Regions from separate parts of the Homo sapiens genome. Here region 2 is linked to region 1. The links are chromatin loops, found by intact Hi-C in ENCODE. Cell type or tissue: heart left ventricle. All regions are shown on one strand. Links, peaks and the distances in the headings refer to the core of each region. The heading gives the core; the rest is flanking DNA.

Region 1 (7,691 bases), core at 1,015-6,014:
TGGCTCCATAAATGCTACAGGAATAAGTGGGGTAAAATAATTCCTAGAAAAGGCATCTCTGGCTCAGAAGCATCAAGGTGTGATAAGGGTGATATGGCTCTATCGACCACTTCAGTTGCAAGGAAGAGGTGGCTCTTTGGCAATGTTTTATCCTAGTAACGAACCAAAGGTATCCCCTAAAAAGGATTTTGGAGATATTACTTTATCACGTCTATTATACACAACGGATTTTAATATGAGTAATGAGGTCAAATAGCTCTGTATCACATGCCAGATAAAGAGAAACACAGGAAAAAATATCTAAATGTTTGAACTGTGTTATCAGAGGAAAGTCAGAATTTCTCCCAGATACAGATTTTATTTTGTACCTATATGTACAGTCACTTAACTGATTAAATACTCTGTTGAGAAGCCATGCTAATGGTGTGTTTATAGATATTAAGTGTTCATCAATTAAATAAGAAATCACTAATAAAAGATATTAAAATTTAATAAAAATTTAATCTATCATAAAACAAATCAATAGAAAGCTAACAATTATGACCAAAATGCATAAAAATAAGTCAATGACATCATTCAATTTAGAATTTTACACAACCTGAATTTTATTCAGCTTTGTAGGACAAATCTTGGTGACTGGTTGGATACGGAAGAACAAGTATGCCAGCAATACAGTCAGCACAGAAAATGCTAGTGCTTCTCACATTTCACAGTCAATTCTTGCTATCTTTATATTCTATAAACTTGCCTCAAACACTCAATTAGCAAATACAGAAATACAAGGTTAGGTTTCTGTGAGCCTCTGGTCACAATATTTTTGTCAGTCAAGACATAACCTTGTATTATGTGTGTTTCAGTTTAAAAACACCTTACATAACGTGTATTGTTGATTCATTAACATTGAAATCACTGCCAACTACACTATAATTTAAACCTGAATGAAGCTTTCTAATGCATGCATTTCCTCTGTAAGGTGTGTCACAGTCTTCTTGTGCTTAGCATGATGCTTAGGGGCCATTTTACCATATAGCAAACAAAAAGCACGAAATGCAAAAAAAAAAAAAAGCATTAAATAGAACATGAAAAGGATACTTGTTTACAGTATGAGAGCTGAAACAAAAAGGCAGAGCGTTGCTTGCTTTGTTTGACCTCAGTTGGGAACATGCACGTAGGGCAACTCAAATTTTTTTGCCTTTTTTCCGCTCTGAGAATGTCTACAAATGACCACAAAAGTGCATCAAGTATTAATTTTGACTTACAAATAAATCGTAGCAAGTGGGTGAATTTACAAACACAGAATCCGGAAATAATAAGGATCAACTGTATTTGTCAACTATTGAAAAAGAATTCTGTTTCCTGTGGGGCTGTTCTTTACTATTCCACTGCACTTGCCTGTTCTTTTTTGTCCCTATCCTTAGTTCAAAACCCTGCTCAGGAACCAACCTCCCCACCACACCATTACCTCTGCTTCTTATAATCATTTCTTTTTTGCAAAAATCAGATGATACTGAATTTATTGATATTATTCTCCTTTTCTGCCCTATGGAGCTCCTTGAGGTCAATGGCCATGTCCTAATACATATAACTAACTGTCAGGCCTCTGAGCCCAAACTAAGCCATCATATCGCCGGTGACCTGCACGTACACATCTAGATGGCCAGTTCCTGCCTTAACTGATGACATTCCACCACAAAAGAAGTGAAAATGGCCTGTTCCTGCCTTAACTGATGAGATTATCTTGTGAAATTCCTTCTCCTGGCTCATCCTGGCTCAAAAAGCTCCACCACTGAGCATCTTGTGACCCCCACTCCTGCCCGCCAGAGAACAAATCCCATTTGACTGTAATTTTCCTTTATCTATCCAAATCCTATAAAACGGCCCCACCCTTATCTCCCTTCACTGACTCTCTTTTCAGACTCAGCCCGCCTGCACCCAGGTGAAATAAACAGCCTTGTTGCTCACACAGAGCCTGTTTGGTGGTCTCTTCAAATGCACGTGAGCGAAACTAACTTCTACTGTTCTTAATATGTGGCAGGCCATGTGTTAAAGGGTGTTTTACATATCATACCTCATGTAATCTTATAATAATCCTATCATCCCCATTTTACAGTTGCAGAAACAGGCCCAGAGCAGTCAAGTCACTTGCCGCAACACACAGCAAGAGAGTTAGTTTTCAAACCTAGAGCCCGAGTTTTAACCATTATGCTATGCTAAATCAATAGTGTTAGCTACTGATACGGTTTGACTCTGTGTCCCCACCCAAATCTCATCTTGATTTGTAATCCCCACATCGGGAGGGACCTGTAGTCCCCATGTGTCAAGGGAGGTAGGTGATTGGATCATGAGAGCAGTTGTCCCCATGCTATCATGATAGTGAGTGAGTTCTCAAAAGATTTGATGGTTTTATCAGCGTTTCGAAGTTCCTCCTTCACCCTTCTCTCTCCTGCTGCCTTGTGAAGAAGGTGCTTGCTTTGCCTTTGCCTTCCACCATGGTTGTAAGTTTCCTGAGGCCTCCCAAGACCTGCTGAACTGTAAGTCAATTAAACCTCTTTCCTTTATAAATTACCCAGTCTCCAGTATTTATTTATAGCTGTATGAAAATGTACTCATACAGCTACCCTATATTATTGACAACTTATGATTTTCCTAGAATGATGCTAAATGCTTTATAAAATTTATCTCATTGAATCTGTTTCTCTACCTCTATGTCCCCAACATGTAGCAAAGTGCATGACACACAAATGTATGTTGGGTTGAATTTAAGTCTTCCTGTTCCCCAGCCTTCCTTCTAAAACCAACGCATGAGGTCCCGCTATATTTTCAGCAGCGGCTGGAATGACTTACAGCGTTCCACTATCCTTCTCTCCTCACCAGGTTCCTCACCTTCTTCTCATTTGTGTTCTTCTGTGGTTTTGCTATTGATGTCTGTAACTTTCACAATGCAATTTTCAAAGTAATAGTGGTGCAGCAGAGAGCAGAAGCACTGTCCCTTTGCAAAAAGTCTTTCTCTTTAACAATAACTTCTAGTGGTGATTTATGGTATGACTCAAATCTCTGTGGGGTAACAGAGTCACAGAAGAGCTAAGTGTTTTGCTTGAGAGCTATGAGGTAAGCCCTATATGAGGCTAAAAGAGGATGTTCTGTTTCCCAGTGTAGTTTTGGATTCCAAATCTGTATAACTTCTCATACTGAGTTCAAAGGAGGAAGAGAGACAGTTTCAGGGTTGAGAAGTAAAAGCAGAAAGGTAAACTTGTTGGAAAGCAGGGAATAGGCTTTAGAAAGTTTGCAAGACAGAAACTGCAGGGGTCGCATATATTACATGAATGAATGGGATGAAGTCGGGCTTAGCCTTAGGGCTAGAGTCAAAATCACTCATTTCTTTCAAAAGCAAAAACATAAAGTAGACAAGATTTGTGACTTCTTTTCATTTCTTTTTTTTCTTCACGCCCCTCCCAAATATTCCAACCACTCCAAATGTAATTACTATCAACAGCAGAGCCAGGAAAGTTAATTCAAGGGAAAGAATTTGAAAAGTCCTAAAAGTTTCCACTTTTCTTCCAGTTATACATCACAGTGTTGCTATTGGTCACTGTGATATTTAATAAGAGAAAGTGAATTTCCAGGTCAAGTTCTAAAGCACAAGAAGTAAACCAAATGCTTCTTGGGGCCAAGCAAGAACTTACACGAGGGAAGTTCCTAAAGACAGAACAACACCCATCTTAAGGTGTAGCCAGTGCTCAGCTCTGGTACATTCATAGTTCCCCAGAGAAATAAAATCCTCTCTGGCCAAGACTTTCAAATTTTCAAAGATACAACCCTGGATTTACTGTGAATCTCCTAGTTTTAAATGTGGCCAACTAATTAAAATGAAAAAAAAAAAAAGTAAACAGAGCTCATGCCAAACAATGTCTGTTGGCCTTAACCAGTGGGAGATGCCAGTTTGCAGTCTCTGGCCAGAAAAGTTCTTGTATGTAGCCTAGAAAATATGAGGGGCCTCGTTCAAATCACTCCATGTACACCCTACCCCCAGGAAGTGGCAGCCCTGGAGGCTGGTCCTCTAAATAGGCATCTCCCTCCTGCTGTGCCCCTGGCCTCTAATTCCTTTTATGAGTAAGTGCCTGTGTCAGAAATGTGATTTCCAGGCCTCTGACAGCACCCCCTTTTCACCCCCTATTTATACACACCCGCTCTGTGTGAATGAGCTAAAACCTCAGGTGGCGGGGATTTGGCTGCTGCGTGGCCCAGTGTGTGGCTGGGAGCTGCCCCTGAAAGGCTCTCCTATTTCCTCCTCTCTGCTCCAACCCTCTCTCCCACTCTCTCTATTTCTCCTTTGAAAATATTTCTTTCCCTTTTCTTTCTTTTCTCTCTTTTCCTCCTTCCCATTCCTCTCTCGTCTCATCTTTTTCTCACCTTTCTTCTCATTTCCTTCTTTCTCTACATTTCTCCCCCACTTTTCTCATTCTTTTTTCCGTTTCCTCTGTCGTCTCCACTCCTGTCCCCTCTCTCTGACTCTCCTTTCCTTTCCTGTTCCATCCTTTCCCCTCTCTTTCCTCCCCGCAGCACCCGGGAACTTGCGAGGGGACTTCGCTCACCAGGAATACACCAACACCGGCTTCGAGTATTTCTTGTGATGGGAGCGGAGGGTCAGGGAGCCCTTGCGCTCCACCAAGTCCGGTGGTCCGATCTCCAACCAGTGTTGCTTCCTGTCGCACCAGTCCTGGCAGGATCTGTCAAGGCTATCCATGGGAGCCCTCGAGGTACAGACCTCTGAGGAGTTCCCTATGCACCTGTCCTGCCCGGCAGGAACGTAAGTACCAAGATTCGGCGTCTCTTATCTCCTAAGCAACCTGGGGCGGGGCCAGTGGAGGGGCGGATCCCTCCAACCTGACGGCCAAACGTTTCCTAGACGTTGTCGTTACTGATAAGAAACTACATTTCCCAGAATGCAGTGAGGGTAGCGACCGGGCTACACAGGTGATGAAGGGGGGAACTGCATCCTGGGATCCGCAGTTTCGCCTGTCCACCCGCCAAATCCTAAGAGTGGCTGAGCGCAGTTATTGGGGAGTGGTAGGTCAGTTAAGGACCAAGGGAAGAGCAAATTCCCTGAACCCCGAGTGGGTCTGTTCGGGCTGTCTTTAGAGAAGTTCTTTTGTGTGTGTGTGTGTGTGTGTGTGTGTGTGTGTGTGTGTGTCCGAGTCTCACTCTGTCGCCCAGGCAGGCTGGAGTGCAGTGGCACGATCTTGGCTCACTGCAACCTCCGCCTCCCAGGTTCAAGCGATTCTCCTGCCTCAGCCTCCCAAGTAGCTGGGATTACAGGGTCTCGCCACCACACCCGGCTAATTTTTTGTATTTTTAGTAGAAACAGGGTTTCACCATGTTGGCCATGCTGGTCTCGAACTCCAGAACTCAAGTGATCCGTCCGCCTCGGTCTTCCAAACTGCTGGGATTACAGGCGTGAGCCACCGCGCCCAGCCTTTGGGGAAGTTCTTTTTACCGTCCATCATCCATTGCCACCACACCTTCTGCTTACGAGTTATTTATAATAAGTTTAACTAAAAGAGAACGAGAGAACATCCCCTGAAACCCAAAGTTTGTCATTCTATACAGCTTTCCTGCCTGCAAAAGAGGAGGAGCAGACTCATCCAGCAAATCACCTAAAAAGTTTGAAGATCAAAAAGCCTAGCTCCAGTTTCAGATCCTTCCCCTACCTTTCTGAACACTAGTTTCTTCCTCTGAAAAACGAAAGAGGGAACGGGACCGTAGAGTGGAGTGGGCACAAGAATCGCAAGTCCCTTCTGGCTATGACGCTGCAAGACTCTAGGTACAGTTTAGGACTCCGGGCATTCAGATCCCCGGGACTTGTCAAGTTCTCCTCATTGACATTTTTGATATTTCGTGACAACACAAATTCATCACATTTTTGTGCTGTGTGTTATATGTGGGAAGGAGATTTTAAAAAGATTGCCTTTTGAAGTTATTGGATAGCTGTGTTACAGAAGAAAACATTGCCTTCAAGAAGTTATTGGATAGATATGTTACAGAAGAAAAGACGTTTGTTTCATTTTTGACTTTGCAGGAAAAGAATATGTAACACATCAGAATTCTTCTCTCCTCCCTGGCCTTAGTCGAGTACCTGAGGGGCATTAAAGCACTTCCTCCTTGCAATCACTTACCCAGCATAGTCCTTAATACAGATATCTTCATTGTTGAATGAATGAATGAATGTTCATTATGTTTGATTACCTTAGGTTTACTTTCCAAAAGTGTCTTACTTGAGGAAGACCACATCTACACAAAAAAATCAAACTTTAAAACAGAGTAAGAGACCATTCACACTACAAATAGATTCTCGGTTTATAAAAGATGTGTTATAGTGCTCCCATAAATAGTGAGGCACTCTTCTGTATCAGATGGCACAAATTTGATTACATATAACTACTAAGTGCTTTTCCGTGGTCTGTGGTTCATAGTGTGGGTGCCTGTGGTATGCTAAGGTCTCTATTTTACTGACAGCCACAGTTAAAATATATTTCTTAAAACCAAATAAACAGTCCACCATCACCAGCCAAATGCTAGGAGAGTGCTGACTGCTATTTTAGCTGCTTTCTTCTAGGCAGAATGAAAAGAAAAACATAAGTTAACTTTAAAAGGGGAAATATGATCCATGTCAAGCTCAATTCTGTCCAATCAAAGCACAGAATATTGCTGTTGTTCCAAAAATATTATCATCATTGCTGTCATCTGTTCATGTGTTCATTTTACTTACGTTTAGAGTGGCGGTAACATAATATATGTGAAACCAATATGTCAGATCTCTGCAGACAATTTCTCTCAAAGATGGAAGCTGCCCAAGGCCAAGCTCTTTCCACAGTGCATAAGTACCACAGAGATTTAAAAGCTTTTCAGCACACCAAGGAGCAATAAGTTAAGAAAACATGCAAAACAAACATAGCTGGTTATTTTAGAGTTCCTTAAGCCAAGCCAACCACCTATTAGAGTTTGTGAATATGCTTTTTGTTATACTCACTTTCCTGTTTGTATCAAATTTATAAACTTCATTGTCTTCTGTGTCTACTAAATACTTTTCAACATCCTTGTCCTAGGATTTAGGATACTAATTCTGTGATATCCTCGAGTTTATGTGCATTCCATTCTCTTTGTATACACCAATACATACTGTAGAATTTTGGTTTCTTGATTCTTTATCAATAAAATAGGAATAGAACAGCACTTATTGCAGAGGGTTTTTTTGTTTTTTTTTTGTTTTGTTTTTTTTTTTTTTTGAGATGGAGTCTCACTCTGTCACCCAGGCTGGGGTGCAGTGGCACGATCTCAGCTCACTACAAGCTCCGCCTCCCAGGTTCACGCCATTCTCCTGCCTCAGCCTCCCGATTAGCTGGGACTACAGGCGCCCGCCACCACGCCCGGCTAATTTTTTGAATTTTTTTAGTAGAGATGCGGTTTCACCGTGTTAGCCAGGATGGTCTCGATCTCCTGACCTCGTGATCCGCCCATCTCGGCCTCCCAAAGTGCTGGGATTACAGGCGTGAGCCACTGCGCCCGGCCAACGGTTCTTATTAGAATTACATAAGATAATAAATACATTGAAAGCAGGTAGAACAGTGCCTAATAGATGCTCAGTCCTCACTTAAATTTAAACTTCTGCTGCTAGTATTATTACATCCTGACTT
Region 2 (7,691 bases), core at 1,600-6,599, 50 kb after region 1:
AAATAAAAATTTTTTCAAATGAAAAGTAGCCAAAAAGAAGAAACTAGAAAAAGTAGTGAAAACTAAACCCACAGTAAATAAAAGGAAGGGAATAGTAAAGATCGAACAGAAATAAATGAAAACAGCAGCAAAATAGAGAGCCTCTTATTCATTCTGCATTGCTAGGGCTGCATTCATGCTATAACAGTAGGTGTTAGTAATTGGAACAGAGTATATGACTCACAAAGTCTAAAATATGTCCTATCTAGCCCTTTAATAAAAGGTTTGGAAGAATTCTGCTTTCTGCTCCAACATGTAAAAGCTTCAAAGTCTTCACTCTCATCCTTACAATAAGACAAAAGGTGAAACTGAAAATCAATTACTTTTCTTAGACCTGTTAAAAAATTAAGGTCACAGAACAAACTGCCACGCAGAAATCTAGAGAGAAGAAAATACAGAGAATCACAGCTGATAACAGCTTACCTGGAGCAGAAGACATTGAATCCATAAACTGGTATGAACATTTAAGTGGTAATCTTGACCAACTGCTAGAGCCTGAATGTGGACTTGCTCTAAACTAAGAAAATCCTTAGGGGCCCAGTCTTAGGGGTCTCCCACACTTTTATGTATTTTACTTCCAGCAACCACACCAGGCTTTCATGGAGATGACCCCAGAACAACACCTTCACATTTTAGTCAAGGGGAGGGGCATGTTGAAATATACCCAAAGCAATCTTCATAGTAAGAACCAATGCTCCAAATGAAATGATGTTACCAGGTCTTTTGACCAAAGAAAGGGCAATTACCCGATCCCAGCCCCTTAGCTTCCCTATCTCACCTAAGAGAAGAAATGTAAAAGGCTAAGAAGCACTACTGAAGGTCAAAGCCCAAGGACTCAGGCCCACTAAATGACTTAAGAGTTAATCACAAAATTATAGATTCCTTTCCCATAGGACCTTACCACCACACCTGCAAGGCTCCAGTTTATACCAGTAGATTTCAACTAAAAAAGTGACAGGCCACAGATTCTATCTAAGAAGTTCTTAGGAAAACCTAAAGATAACAAGGAAGAAAGATACAAGTACACCTGAGGAAACTGAATCCACTGGCGCTTACGGTTTCAGCAAACATTAAACACAGCCCAGCTTCTGGCCACATTACCATTATAACTTTTCTATTATCCCATACATTATACGAAGTTTTTAGCAAAAGATTACAAGGCAAGCTAAAGGGCAAGAAAAAGCAGTCTGAAGAGACAAAGCAAGAACCTTCATCAAAGCTACGTCCAGGGGAAGGGGAGAGTGGAGGAGAAGAATAATGAAAATATTCTGGCTGGGTGCAGTGGCTTAAGCCTGTAATTCCAGAACTTTGGGAGGCTGAGGCGGGTGAATCACCTGAGGTCAGGAGTTCGAGAACAGCCTGGCCAACATGGTGAAACCCCGTCTCTACTAAAAATACAAAAATTAGCCAGGCGTGTTGGCAGGCGCCTGTAGTCCCAGCTACTCGGGAGGCTGAGGCAAGAAGAATTGCTCAAACTCGGGAGGCAGAGGTTGCAGTGAGCCAAAATCGCCCTGCTGCACCCTAGCCTGGGTGACAGACGGTGAATCTGTCTCAGGAAAAAAAAAGAAAAAGAAAAAAAGAAAACAAAATATTCTGGAATTAGTGGTAATGGTTGTATAATCTTGTTAATACACTAAAAACCACTAAATTACATGCTTCAAAGGGTGAATTTTATGTTTTGGGACTATCTCAATTTAAAAAATAATTTTAAAAAGACTTACATAATTATTTATAACTTTTTACAAAATGAAGGTTTTCCTATATTCTCCACGCTCACACAATTGGTGAAAAAATAACATCGAATTAGAGAATAAAATATATCTACGGTAATTGTGAAAATTGATGACAAATTTTAAGAATTATGATTCTCATTACATTAATTCTTTGCTACTCATAACATGAACCATAAAAAAGTAAATACATTGTCTCTTTTTTTCATTCAATACATATATACTTAATATCTGCCTCATATAAGGAACTGTACCATGTTGTTGGGTTACAAAAATGAATCTGACAATGACTTCAACTTAGAAAAAGATATTAGAGATTTACAAAAATAACTGTAAAACAAGGTCATATATGAAAAGTGCCAAACAAAGGCTATAAAAGTACAGTGGAGTCCAAGATTATAGGAAAGCATTTCTTTTTTCTTTTTTTTTTTTCATTGTTATACTTTTTAAGTTCTGGAATATATGTGCAGAACGTGCAGGTTTGTTACATAGGTATACATGTGCCATGGTGGATTGCTGCACCGATGAACCTATCATCTGCATTAGGTATTTCTCCTTATGCTATCCCTCTCCTTACCCTCCACACCACGACAGGCCCTGGTGTGTGATGTTCACCTCCCTGTGCCCATATGTTCTCATTGTTCAACTCTCAATTATGAATGAGAATCAATGGTGTTTGGTTTTTTGTTCCTGTGTTAGTTTGCTTAGAATAATGGTTTCCAGCTTCATCCATGTCCCTGCAAAGGACATGAACACATTTTTTTTTATGGCTGCATAGTATTCCATGGTGTGTATGTGCCATATTTTCTTTATCCATGGTGTATATGTGCTACATTTTCTTTATCCAGTCTATTGTTGATGGGCATTAGGGTTGGTTCCAAGTCTTTGCTATTGTGAATAGTGCTGAAATAAACATATGTGTGCATGTATCTTTATAGTAGAATGATTGATAAACCTTTGGGTACATACCCAGTAATGGGATTGTTGGGTCTATTTCTGGTTCTAGATCCTTGAGGAATCACCACACTGTCTTCCATAATGGTTGAACTAATTTACACTCCCACCAATAGTGTAAAAGCATTCCTATTTCTAGGAGAGCATTTCGAACTGAGGTGATTAATGAAGACTTCATGGGAAAGGTGGCAATGGAATTGGGTCTTTGTTTGTTCAGCTGACTCAGCACTACATTTGCAGTGCTTACTATATTCAGGAACTGTACCAGGTACCAGGGAAACAACAATAAAGATGAAATGGATTATCTCATTTTGTTATGTGATAAAACCCAGGAGTGTAGAAGCATATATATGTGTGTGTGTGTGTGTGTGTGCATTTATATATTTTTGTATAACTAAAACAATGTATAAGTTAATAAGAACACTCTTGAAGAATGAGCGGATTTCAACAAAGAAGCAAAAATGCTTTCAATGGCTCTAACTCTTCAGAATTTTTTATTTTTTATTTTTTATTTTTTTGAGACAGAGTCTTGCTCTGTCGCCCAGGCTGGAGTGCAGTGGTGCAATCTTGGCTCACTGCAACCTCTGCCTCCCGGGTTCAAGCGATTCTCCTGCCTGAGCCTCCCAAGTAGCTGGGATTACAAACACATGCCACCACAGCCAGCTAATTTTTGTATTTTTAGTAGAGATGTGGTTTCACAATGTTGGCCAGGCTGGTCTTGAACTCCTGACCTAGTGATCCGCCCACCTTGGCACTGCCAAAATATGGCCTCAAGGTTCCTCATGATTAGGCCTCTGACTAAATTCCAAGTGACTTCCTCTACTATTTCTTTATTACATTTATACATGTAGGTTATTCTACCCTTCCCTATTGTTTCCCATCCTTTCCTTTCATCCATCCATCCATTTAAGTACTCAGAGCCCACTATATTGCAATGCAACATACACAGTGGTACATAAAATAAACAGGAGAAATACAGTTCCAGCCCTTGTGAAATTTACACTCTGTAGATGGATAAAGATATGGAACTAATTAGACAACTGTTTAAATGCATTTGATATATAAAGGAGTCTATGAGAATATAATGAGGGCTTTTACTCCTTTATTACTTTGAGGGATTCAACTTTGTGTGCAGGAATTAGCCGGAAGTACCCTAGATATCTTGCTAGACACATGCATGACAGAGGATGGAAGATAAACCCTTAAAACATTCAAGGGCCTGCCACCTTAGTGAAGTTTCTAGGAGTCCATTAGTTGAGGCATGGCACATTTCTACCAAGGTGAAGGGCAAGTTGCTTCATCTTGCACACTCTACCACTGAGAAGGAGACACAAGGGCCACTTTGGATTCAAATTGTGACATATACCCTAGTTGAATGTTCTACTTTGAGTCACTTACTGAGTAACCCATAGATTTGAATGGATTCCAGAGCAACAGAAGCTTCTGTGGCAGCTCTAAGCTTCTACGCAAGCTGATCTTGGGCCACATGACTCAGCAGATTGAATGGTGCTGAAAGAGCACATTGAAATGTTCTAACAGTAGCAAATAAAAAATGCCATGGCAATACCCCTTGGGTTTTGGGGGAAAAGCCAACCCTTTTCGTTGATAAGCATTACACTTTTGAGAAACCGTTCTGGGGTTGCTATTGGGCCCCCAGGACTGAATATCTGACTAAGAAACACTAACTAGTCATGTGACATGAGCTTTCCATAGAGAGCTACGGTGTTACCTGACTCAGGACCACAATGCTGTAAATGAGATATACAAGATCAGGCTCAAACAGTTCCCAAAGACACAAGTTGCAAGAGTAAGTGACCCAGACACCTTCAGTATCAGTGGGTTCTGCATTCCTGGATTCAACTCAATGATCATCAAAAATATTCAGAAAAAATAAAAACATAATACAGATTAAAAGAATCAATATAGTATCACAACCATTTACATAGCATTTACATCTTATTAGGTATTTGAAGTAATCTAGAGATGATTTAAAGTATAGGCTGGGTGCGGTGGCTCACACCTATAATCCCAGCACTTGGGAAGCCAAGGAAGGTGGATCATCTGAGGTCAGGAGTTTGAGACCAGCTTGGCCAACATGGTGAAACCCCGTCTCTACTAAAAATACAAAAAATTAGCTGGAAGTAGTGGCACGTGCCTGTAATCCCAGCTACTTGGGAGGCTGAGGCAGGAGAATCGCTTGGATCCGGGAGGTGGAGGTTGTAGTGAGCCGATATTGCACCATTGCACTCCAGCCTGGGTAACAAGAGCGAAACTCCATCTCAAAAAAACCAAAAAACAAAATGAAAGCAAACTATATAGGAAGATGTGCATAGGATATATACAAAAATTGTGCCATTTTATATAAGCGACATGAGCATGTACAGATTTTGGTATCCACAGGGATCCTGGAAACAATCCTCCACAGATACTGAGGAATGACTGTACTTACTCCTATTGCATTGATATCTCTCCCTCGATCTACATATATGGCCTCATGGAGAATTCTCTATGACATGTGACTGAGGAAGAGAAAATTTGGGCCTCGTTTTGTTTCCAAACAGCTCTCCACAATATGTTGGTACTACCCAAAAGTGGATGGCTTTAGCATGACAGCCTCACTCAGAAATAGTCTTTAAAAACTGAGAAGGGAGATTCTCCAAGTAGGCAGAACTTCAGACTGTATATCTAGCAGTCCACTTAGACTAAAAAGAGACATGGCAGAGGAGTAGGTCAACATTGATTCATGGACAGTGGCTAACAGTTTGCTTAGATAGTCAGGGACTCTGGTATATTTATGTGACAGTTGATACTGAATGTCAACTTGATTGGATTGAAGGATACAAAGTATTGATCCCCTGGGTGTGTCTGTGAGGATGTTGCCAAAGGAGATTAATATTTGAGTCTGTGGGCTGGGAAAGGCAGACCCACCCTTAATCTGGTGGGCACAACCTAATCAGCTGCCAGCGAATATAAAGCAGGCAGGAAAAAAACTCAAAGGACAAGATGGGCCTAGCCTCCTAGTCTACATCTTTCTCCTGTGCTGGGTGCTTCTTGCCCTTGAACATCGGACTCCAAATTCTTCAGTTTTGGGACTCAGACTGGCTTCCTTTCTCCTCAGCTTCAGACAGCCTATTATGGGAGCTTGCGATCATGTAAGTTAATACTTAATAAACTCCTGTCTCTCTCAGTATATATATATATTAATAGGATATATTATATCCTATAGGATATAATATATCCTATTAGTTCTCTCCCTCTAAGAGAACCCTGACTAATACAATGTATGAACTAATTATACAGGAATTAGCAAAATTTGGTAATTGATGATAAAGAAGTTTGGGGAAGAGGTATGAGGAGAGACCTCTCTGAATAGGCATAGATTCTGGTGTTATTTGTGTTCCATATGAATGCTCAAAAAAGGCCATCCATTGCAGAAAATGTTCAATAATCAGGACAAAGTGTTCTATTCGACGGCTGATACTCAGCCTCTTTCCCTAGCCATGACAATGTTTGCTTTATGGGCTCATGATGATAGTGGCCATAGAGATTATACCTATGCGCAATAATGCAGGTTTTATTCCCCCTCCAACCCCCATGCAAAGCTGATCTTGTTAGAGTCATTGCTAGGTGCCCAAGCTTTCAACAACAGGGACCAAAAGTAACCGACAAGCTACCTGATGGCAGGTTGTTTACAATGGATTCTTCCATCATCAGGACAGCAATTTGACGTTTTCCTGCCCCAGTTTCTTCATCACTATCCATAGATATACTGAATGCCTTGTTTACAGTCATGATACCTGATATGGTTTGGATATGTGTGCCCTTTAAATCTCATGTTGAAATGTCATTTCCTACCTCATTAATATATACATATAACTACTATGTATTCAGAAAAAATAAAAATAAAAACAGTTTTTTTAAAAAAGAAATGTGGTCTCCAGTGTTGGCGGTGGAGCCTGGTGGGAGTTGTTTGGATCATGGGAGACAGATCCCTCATGAATGGTTTGGTGCTATCCCCTTCATTAGGGAACTGTAGCTCTGAGTTCACATGAGATCTGGTTGTTTAGAAGTGTGTGGAACCTCCCCCTTTTCTCTCTTACTCCCACTCTCACCACGTAAGACACCTGCTCCATTTTTGCCTTCTCCATGATCGTAAGCTCCCTGGGGCCTCCCCAGACACCAAGCAGATGCCAGCATCATGCTTCCTGTAAAGCCTGTGGAATCATGAGTGAATTAAACCTCTTTCCTTTATAAATTACCCAGCCTCAGGTATTCCTTTTCAGCAATGCAGGAACAGCCTAATACAGTACCCCAATTAACACATGATAGGTTTTCTTTTCAAGACAGGCAAAGCACCACCTTCTATCCCGTATTCTCTTCTGCAATGTGACCTTCACACTATCCCATGGGACTTCCTCCATCCCCTTGATTCTGGGGAAGTACTGTGACCGCTTTGACCATTTTGATATTGCAAAATTGATGCTGTACCCTTAACCAACCTGAGCTCTCATTTCCTGCCTCTTGGAAGTTAGCTGCTGTGTATAATTTCCTGAGCTCACTATGCACTGAAAAGCCCTGGAGCATGAGATGCCAGTTGAAAAGAGAGAACAAGAAGCACCACGGCACCAGACATGTGAGTAAAGAAACAATCAGACATCTAGGCCAGTCAAGGCTTTTGATGACTTCAGCCCCAGCCATTATCTTTCTGTAACTGCATGACACTAACCAACAACTGCCCAGTTGGTCCCAGTCAATCCACAGAACTGCCAGAAATAATAATATTGTTTTAAGCCACTAAGCTTGAGGTTTATTTGTTACACAACAATACATAACTAGCATACCTAATTTTTGACCAATGAACTCATTTTAAAACAAAAGGAGCACAGGAATAGGGTTCATACCCATGGGATTCACTGACCATAACATACCCCACCATTCTAAAGCAGTTTACTTAATTAGGCAGCAGAA

What was found. Peaks named below come from ENCODE experiments on the same cell type or tissue, not always from the same donor. Only the 100,000 strongest peaks of a DNase experiment are listed, where the experiment ranks them.
Region 2: a loop joins it to region 1, with 7 times the contacts of the local background. A loop is called at or near these places in 8 of 110 quality-filtered maps.

The regions. Positions count from the first base shown.
Region 1 is chr9:69,817,933-69,825,623 of GRCh38, reverse strand. It overlaps CFAP95 (cilia and flagella associated protein 95), which reads right to left and starts at 4,807. Exons shown (of 6, transcript NM_001010940.3): 1 at 4,593-4,807. The coding sequence starts at 4,744. It overlaps CFAP95-DT (CFAP95 divergent transcript), which reads left to right and starts at 4,885. Exons shown (of 2, transcript NR_038833.1): 1 at 4,885-4,974; 2 at 5,357-6,219. RefSeq lists a silencer at 4,832-4,891. In heart left ventricle, for the core only: no CTCF peak of the experiment used is centred there; no DNase peak of the experiment used is centred there; H3K4me3 peaks cover 333 bases; H3K27me3 peaks cover 2,679 bases.
Region 2 is chr9:69,768,712-69,776,402 of GRCh38, reverse strand. All of the region lies in intron 1 of LOC105376076 (a long non-coding RNA gene), which reads right to left. Among named protein-coding and RNA genes, the nearest start is that of PTAR1, 13 kb to the right of the region's middle. In heart left ventricle, for the core only: no CTCF peak of the experiment used is centred there; no DNase peak of the experiment used is centred there.